Regions from separate parts of the Homo sapiens genome. Here region 2 is linked to region 1. A link is a contact called in ENCODE Hi-C or POLR2A ChIA-PET data. All regions are on one chromosome and are shown on one strand. Each heading gives the region's core, a stretch centred on a gene start or an enhancer-like site at or near the end of the contact. The rest is flanking DNA. Distances are from core to core; before and after follow the strand shown.

Evidence for each region. Hi-C counts contacts between places; a loop is a spot of excess contacts on that map. ChIA-PET counts read pairs that join two places held with the same protein, here RNA polymerase II (POLR2A). Pooled maps may share reads with other maps.
Region 2: a map of PC-9 shows a loop between it and region 1 (9-fold over the local background). The contact joins the promoter of UBB here to the enhancer-like site in region 1. A Hi-C loop is called at or near these places in 5 of 168 maps with a recorded cell type or tissue (Caco-2, K562, PC-3 and 2 more), 16 of 37 single-sample maps with no recorded cell type and 19 of 50 pooled maps. POLR2A ChIA-PET finds 5 or more read pairs at or near these places in 31 of 52 experiments (A549, AG04449, AG04450 and 26 more).

What each region holds. Positions count from the first base shown.
Region 1 is chr17:16,285,801-16,289,645 of GRCh38, reverse strand. All of the region lies in intron 2 of PIGL (phosphatidylinositol glycan anchor biosynthesis class L), which reads right to left. Among named protein-coding and RNA genes, the nearest start is that of MIR1288, 5.7 kb to the right of the region's middle. RefSeq lists enhancers at 1,320-1,369, 1,390-1,439, 1,700-1,829, 3,357-3,651, 2,914-3,845 and 1 more. Within about 2 kb of position 1,830, at least 26 of the 41 ENCODE cell types and tissues checked have a DNase peak (open chromatin) inside an H3K27ac peak, as active enhancers do; they include B cell, CD4-positive, alpha-beta T cell, CD8-positive, alpha-beta T cell and 4 more, where a contact is called at or near this core.
Region 2 is chr17:16,379,090-16,383,027 of GRCh38, reverse strand. It overlaps UBB (ubiquitin B), which reads right to left and starts at 1,937. Exons shown (of 2, transcript NM_018955.4): 1 at 1,844-1,937; 2 at 288-1,126. The coding sequence starts at 1,120. The coding sequence ends at 431. It overlaps LOC124903937 (a long non-coding RNA gene), which reads left to right and starts at 3,682. Exons shown (of 2, transcript XR_007065643.1): 1 at 3,682-3,938. RefSeq lists an enhancer at 1,958-2,237.

The DNA of each region.
Region 1 (3,845 bases), core at 581-3,080:
CAGGGAATGGTCATAAAGTTACTGAGCTTAGAGTTCCTAGAAACTTCCTTTCATTTTAAGCAAGGTCCTTTGTGACTTTTACTGCAATTTTAATCAAAGAGTATGGAAATTTCTCGGATGCTGATGTGCGTGGGTAAGTTTGCAAAGATGTAAAGCTGAGTTAAGTCTGCCTAAAACAGATGGATATGGAGGACTGAAGCCAAGTTTCCAGCCAGGTTTTATCCAAGTAAAGGAGAGATGACAAATCTGAAGAATGGAGTTGGATGAGATAGCATCATATACTGCTGGTGCAGGACGAAGATAACTAGAGATTGCATCAGGCAGTTGCTGAATCCTCCTTTGTTGACATACTGCTCTCCTTTCAGAATTCTAGTCCATAGGGTTTATCTCACCTGGCCCTCTCAGCTCAGAAATGATAAAAGGCAAGCTGTGAAATATCTGGTAAGGTTGTACCTTGCACCTAAACCTTCGAATACAGAGACCTGTGGTCTTTGCACTCCATCACTTTACATCTCAAATCAGAATTCCAGTCCATACAGTTTATCTCACCTGACCTTCTCAGCTCAAAAATTATAAAAGACAAGCTCTGAAATATCCGGTAAGGTTGTACCTTGCACCTAGACCTTTGAATACAGAGACCTGTGGTCTTTGCACTCCATCACTTTACATCTCAAATCAGTCAGGTGGTGTTTCCTGATAAGAAGCCAGCAAAAGAGAACTGAGAATAAAAGGCAAAACTTTCAAGATGGTTCACAGGGGAAATCTAGGACTACTTAAAACATTAAAGAGACCTATTAAAGAATTTTTAGCTAGGTGTGGTGGCTCACGCCTGTAATCCCAGCACTTTGGGAGGCTGAGGTGGGCGGATCACCTGAGGTCAGGAGTTTGAGGCCAGCCTGACCAACATGGAGAAACCCTGTGTCTACTAAAACTACAAAATTAGCCGGGCACAGTGGTGCGTGCCTGTAATCCCAGCTACTCAGGAGGCTGAGGCAGGAGGATTGCTTGAACCTAGGAGGCAGAGGTTGCGGTGAGCCAAGATCGCGCCATTGCACTCCAGCCTGGGCAACAAGAGCGAAACTCCGGTTTCAAAAAAAAAGAAAAAGAAAAAAAAGAAAAGAAAAAAAGAATAATAGTAATAGGCTGGACGCAGTGGCTCACGCCTGTAATCCCAGCACTTTGGGAGGCCAAGGCGGGTGGATCACGAGGTCAGGAGTTCAAGACCAGTCTGGCCAACACGGAGAAACCCCATCTCTACTAAAAATACAAAAATTAGCTGGGCGTGGTGGCAGGCACCTGTAATCCCAGCTACTCGGGAGGCTGAGGCAGGAGAATAGCCTCAACCTGGGAGGTGGGGGCTGCAGTGAGCCGAGACTGAGCCACTGTACTCCAACCTGGGCAACAAGAGTGAGACTTCGTCTCGAAAGAAAGAAAGAGAAAGAAAGGAAGGAAGGAAGGAAGGAAAGAAAACAGGTAATTTAGAAAAGAAGAAATGCAAACGGCCAACATATATTCCTTCTGCTTCTCAGAAAGAATCAAATAAATGCAAAATTAAAGCAAGATGTCTGTGTTGGAGAAAGACACAGAGAAAGGGGCACTGTTATGTACTGCTGTTATGAGTTTAAATTGCTACATCTCAAGAAGAAGGTAACTTGCCTATATGTGAATATCTGTGCCCTTTGACCCTGTGTTTCTAGAAATCTAACCTAAGGAAATAATTAGAGAAGCCTAAAGGCCAACGTCAGCTCAGGCAGAGAGATATCACTTTCACCGCAATTGGAGTGGAAAGAGGTCGGCAGTTCTGTTGCTCTGCACCAGGGAGCAATTTCTCTAACTTCCTGAATTGTGGCTTATGAAATATGCTAAAGATAACACAAGAGTTTTTTTGGGCATGTTCAGAGTAAGAGCAAAGAAAGCACAGATACACCCACGGTAAGGAATGTCAACGTATAACAGGACAAAAAAACCCTAGTCACTAAACTTTAATTTTGCTTCTGACTTCTCAGTCAAAAAGAATGAGACTTAGACGAAAGAGGAACAGAAATATATTTAGAGGAATTGAATTTTGAAAACAAAAATAAGTCTGTGAGAGAACTTCTTAAAGGGCTCTGAATGTATTCGAGTCTCAGCTCCCCTAGGAAGAAGGCTTAGTGTGTACTTTATTGGGGACTGTGACCCCAGGAGCAGAAGCCACTGACAGATGGAGAAGGCAGGGAAGCAGGGATGCTCTACTGATGTGGCCCTACTTATGGGCACTGGCTGTGTGTTCCCACAGGACTGTCTGAAAGTTGTAAGAAAATCATCTTACAACTGTCCATCTTCCCAGGAAGATAAAGAAGGAAGTATTTATCTCCATAGGCTGTTAGCTCTCTAATCTTTCAGAGTTGAGCCCGCTTGGGGACCCCCGGGCAATCGCAAGCCCTGGGGCAGACAGCAGGAGGAGCAGTGTGGGCCTGAGGCGAGAGGCTGTGAGCTGGAACCAGCCTGCGGCTTCTCGGTGCCTGCGCAGCCATGGCTGGAGAAAGGCATCTGGAGGGGTCCCCAGGGACCCACACCACCAGAGCGGGGCTCCGAGAGAATGAAATCATTGTACATTTAAGTGATCTGGACTAAGCACACACTATGTGCCAAACAGAGGGCTGAGTTTTAGGGATATAAACATGAATACAAGTCATGGTCCCTTCCCTTAGGAAGCTTAGGGCCAATGAGGCAGAGGTTCGGACTGCTGCAGGATGAGCAGTTTGCTGCGGGAAGGAGAGATGGGCAGGGGAAGAGGTGAGGAATCCAGGCAGGTTCGGGGTACCATCAGTCAGTGGCTATTGAAGCACATGAGGCACCTCATTAACATGATGGCATTGCGCGTCTGGCTCTGAGGAGAGACTACTATTTTGGAAGCTAAGAACACAACAGAAGAAGCCAACTCTTGCCAGTCTTTTAAGTGTGACTCGTAGAAGCCCGACGACTCCTTCCCTGGGGTGTATTTAGCAAACACAGTGTTAATACCTCTGGAAAAGGCCCCAAACTCGAAGTCCCGCCCTAGACCTTAATGTTCAGGAAACAAGCCAGGCTAAAAGCGTTCATTAAAATAACGTTGTGGTTTTTTCCCCCACTGGCTGAATATCCTCAAACAGTGACCTTTCCTACACATTCTAATGAGTCACACTGGCCGGCACATTTTAGTCGGGAGAGTCATGGAAACCCTTTGTGAAAATCTGTGGGGTTGTGGGTCCGTTCAGTCACCAGGTGCTGGTGAGGGAAGCCCCCCTTCTTTCCTCTCCCCAGCTAAGCAAGCCCAGGGGCCCAGGTCTTTCTCCCCCAGACCCAGCCCTGCTCAGAGCAGGAGACTTCGCAGCCTCCGCTGCTGGAACTCAAGCAGGGTTGGGTAACAGCTTATCTCTGAAAACCGAGTCCCACTTTTGCACACTGCACTCTGAACTTTAATACAGACGGAGGCGGCTCACACGCCCTTATTTGGTCTTGTGGCTTGTACAGCGCAAGCCGGAAGGTTCAGCCACCCCTCCACCCACCTCTGGCCCATCTCTAAACTCGATCATTTCCTTTGTCATCCAAAGCGAGCAAAGGTCAGTAGAGTTCAGAGCTAACCTTAAGGCTAGCCAAGGACGTGGAAGCCTAACCTGGGACTGCCAATATCGCCCCCCAAGGGCCACTGTGGGAGGCAGCAACTGTCTCCTGGTCTGAGGGCCTGGCACTAGCGTCGCTGCTCCAAATACAGGAGTGTGAAGAAATGAAGTCTAAGCTGCAGGGAGGTTGCAGCAGGGTCCAACAACTTCTGGGGGGTGTCTCTGCACCGCCAAGGACTAACCTAAGCCATACGCAGAGAAAAG
Region 2 (3,938 bases), core at 688-3,187, 93 kb before region 1:
CCAGGGTGGTCTCCATATCTTGACCTCGTGATCCGCCTGCCTCGGCCTCCCAACAGACTTTAAATTCGAGCTTCAGAAAGTTTGCCATTTACCCAGGATCCTAACTTGTAATGACTTAAACAGCAAAGAAGGCTCTTGCCCCTCAGCCCACCCAAGTGTATACCAAAGTCAAGTGACTTAACTTTGAGCACATTACCAATCTCAAAATTAAATCCCTAAACATTTTCACCAGTTTTAAGCGTACCCACACATCACTAGAGAATTTCATGACAAAACACCAAGTATGCTACCATGCAACGAAACCTTTATTAACATTTTGAACAGGTTCAGCTATTACTGAAACTTGTAATTTCTAAACTTAAGTTGGGGCAAATGGCTATAGTGCAGAGTAATGCCATCACTGGGCACTGCGAATGCCATGACTGAAGAATTAACAGCCACCCCTCAGGCGCAGGACCAGGTGCAGGGTCGACTCTTTCTGGATGTTGTAGTCAGAAAGAGTGCGGCCATCTTCCAGCTGCTTGCCTGCAAAGATGAGCCTCTGCTGGTCGGGGGGGATGCCTTCTTTATCTTGGATCTTGGCCTTCACATTTTCGATGGTGTCACTGGGCTCCACCTCCAGAGTGATGGTCTTGCCGGTCAGGGTCTTCACGAAGATCTGCATACCACCTCTCAGACGCAGGACCAGGTGCAGGGTCGACTCCTTCTGGATGTTGTAGTCAGAAAGAGTGCGGCCATCTTCCAGCTGCTTGCCTGCAAAGATGAGCCTCTGCTGGTCGGGAGGGATGCCTTCTTTATCCTGGATCTTGGCCTTCACATTTTCGATGGTGTCACTGGGCTCCACTTCCAGGGTGATGGTCTTGCCGGTCAGGGTCTTCACGAAGATCTGCATACCACCTCTCAGACGCAGGACCAGGTGCAGGGTCGACTCCTTCTGGATGTTGTAGTCAGAAAGAGTACGGCCATCTTCCAGCTGCTTGCCTGCAAAGATGAGCCTCTGCTGGTCGGGGGGAATGCCTTCCTTATCCTGGATCTTGGCCTTCACATTTTCGATGGTGTCACTGGGCTCCACCTCAAGGGTGATGGTCTTGCCGGTAAGGGTTTTCACGAAGATCTGCATTTTGACCTAGTTTAAAAGTAAAACATAAGCGTGTCACCTCAGGATCATTGTATTTCTTGCTTTTACACCTAATATTCTTCAAAATTAGCAACTATTCCTTCAAAATGCCTTAAATACGTTAATATTCCGCAAGCCTCCCCTCAATTTTACAAGGCTAAGTCACTTAATACGAAATTCGTCATTCAAGGTTTCAACGTCAACAGCGGAAAATCCAGAGCGCTCTCTTACCAAGCGTCCACAGCTTTCCCCACTAACTGTTCCGGATATTCAAACTCCCCCGACCGAACTCCAATCTGCCTCAAACCTAAGCACGGTGTTAGGCAAACTGAAAACAAAACCAAACCCACAAGACTCGCGAAATAAAAATCCCATTGAAACACAAGAAGGGGCACCTTTCTCACACTGGGATTCCAAAGTAAAGGCTTCCAGAAACCACACAAACTACCTCTTTTCCGCCTTCCCCGCGAAGTAAACTCGACAGAATCGCCGATCGGTTAGGCGTCCGTTAGTTTCCGTCAACGCGCGCGCGCGCCAACCGCCCTCGCCCCCCTCAGGTCAACAAGGCCCACTGTCCCGGAAAGGCCCAGCGCCGCGTCACCTCGCCCTCCCCTCCCCCACGCCCTCCCCTCAGCGGCCCACCCAACCCCAAGAAGCCTCCACCTTGACCTCACCCATTCCCCCCTCTCACACCCCCCCAAGGTCGTTACGGCTGCGGGCCAGTACCTGTTAGCGGATACCAGGATCCTGCCAATCACCAACCACGTCCACCCACAGGGACACAAACAAGCTCACCCAACAAAGCCAACCGCCCCTAAATGCTCCGGGCTGGCGGAGCGCAAATTTATGCAACGAGTGTTGCGTCACTTATCACCCCTCACGTAGACGCCGTCTCCGTGCGCCGCTGAAAGTAGTTCGCCGCGCCCAACCTCCCGAGAGGCAGTTTAGGCTTTTCAACTGAGCCCCAAATTCCTCATAGCCGTAAGAAAGGCTCCTAAAAAATTATTTCCCTTCTCCTCTATGCGCTTCTCTTCCTTCTTTAGGAAAATATAAGAAAATTATCAGGCGGATGAATTTGAGTTGAAGAAACCTTCCTCGAAAGCTCTGGAAACTTCCTTGCAGCGCCGGCACTGATTGGTTAGGCCTGCGAAGGCGAGGTCGGCGCTGATTGGTGGGGGACGCGGTGGCTCTGTTGTTGCTGGGCTCCACCTGGGGTGGCTTAGCGCCGAGGTTGCTAAGTAACTGAGCGCGCGTGCGCCGCACAGGCGCGCCGTCCTGAAAGAGGGTATTTCCGGCGGGAGAAGGAGGGGGGGTCTTTCCTTTTTTTTCTTGAGACGGAGTTTCGCTCTTGTTTCCCAGGCTGGAGTGCAATGGCGCGATCTCGGCTCATCGCAACCTCCGCCTCCCGGGTTCAAGCGATTCTCCTGCCTCAGCCTCCCAAGTAGCTGGGATTACAGGCATGCGCCACCACGTCCGGCTAATTTTTTGTATTTTTAGTAGAGACGGGGGTTTCACCATGTTTGTCAGGCTGGTCTCGAACTCCTGACCTCAGGTAATCCACCCGCCTCGGCCTGCCAAAGTGGGCCGCCGCGCCTCAGAAGCGGGACGGCGTGGCACCCGATATCGAGACACCTGATGGTGATTGTGAAGCACAATTCCCTCTCCCATGTTTTAAAAACGCGCGCCCCTGGCCGGGCGCGGAGGCTCACGCCTGTAATCCCAGCACTTTGGGAGGCCGAGGCGGGTGGATCATGAGGTCAGGGGTTCAAGACCAGCCTGGCCAAGGTGGTGAAACCCCGTCTCTACTAAAAATACAAAAAAATTAGCCGGGCGTGGTGGCGGGCGCCTGTAATCCCAGCTACTTGGGAGGCTGAGGCAGATAATTGCTTGAACCTAGGAGGCAGAGATTGCAGTGGGCCGAGAATGTGCCACTGCATTCCAGTCTGGCGACAGAGTGAGACTCTGTCTCAACAAACAGACAAACAAAAAACACGAGCCCCTCATACACTGGCCAGTTGTTTTTGCTTTTTTGTGACAAAGTCTGGCTGTGTCCCCAGGCTGGTGTGCAGTGGTGTGATCACCGTTCACTGCAGCCTTGACCTCCAGGGCTCAAGTTATCCTGCCACCTCAGCCTCCCAAGTGGCTGGGACCGTGGACCACGCCTGGCTTTTTAATTTTGTATTTATTTTTTGAGACGGAGTCTCACTCTGTCACCCAGGCTGAAGGCCAGTGGCGTGATGTGGCTCACTGCAACCTCCACCTCCCTGGTTCAAGCGATTCTCCTGCCTCAGCTTCCTGAGTAGCTGGGATTACAGGTGCGTGTCACCATGCCTGGCTAATTTTTGTATTTTTTAGTACAGATGGGGTTTCACCACGTTGGTCAGGCTGGTCTCGAACTCCTGACCTCAGGTGATCTGCCTGCCTCGGCCTCCCAAAGTGCTGGGATTACAGATGTGAGCCACTGTTCCTGGTCTAATTTTTTTTTGTTGTTAGATCAGAGTCTTGCTATGTTACCCAGGCTGTTACTGAACTCTTGGGCTCAGGAGATCCGCCTGCCTCGGGCTCCCAAAGTGCTAGGATTACAGGCATGAACCACCGTGCCTGGCGGACTAGCCGCTTTTTATTTTTCTTCGTGGTTATTGCAGGGTTGTGGAGCTTTAAATCATGCTTCTGTAGTCAGAGTGCTCTTAGTTGCATTGTCTTAATCCTCATCACGGCCCGAGAACAGTCTGTAAATCGGGAGTTCAGAGTGGGACCCTCTGCGGGGACCGGAAACCTGTTGCTGAAGCCGCTCACCACCAGGCCCAGAGAGGCGAGGCTG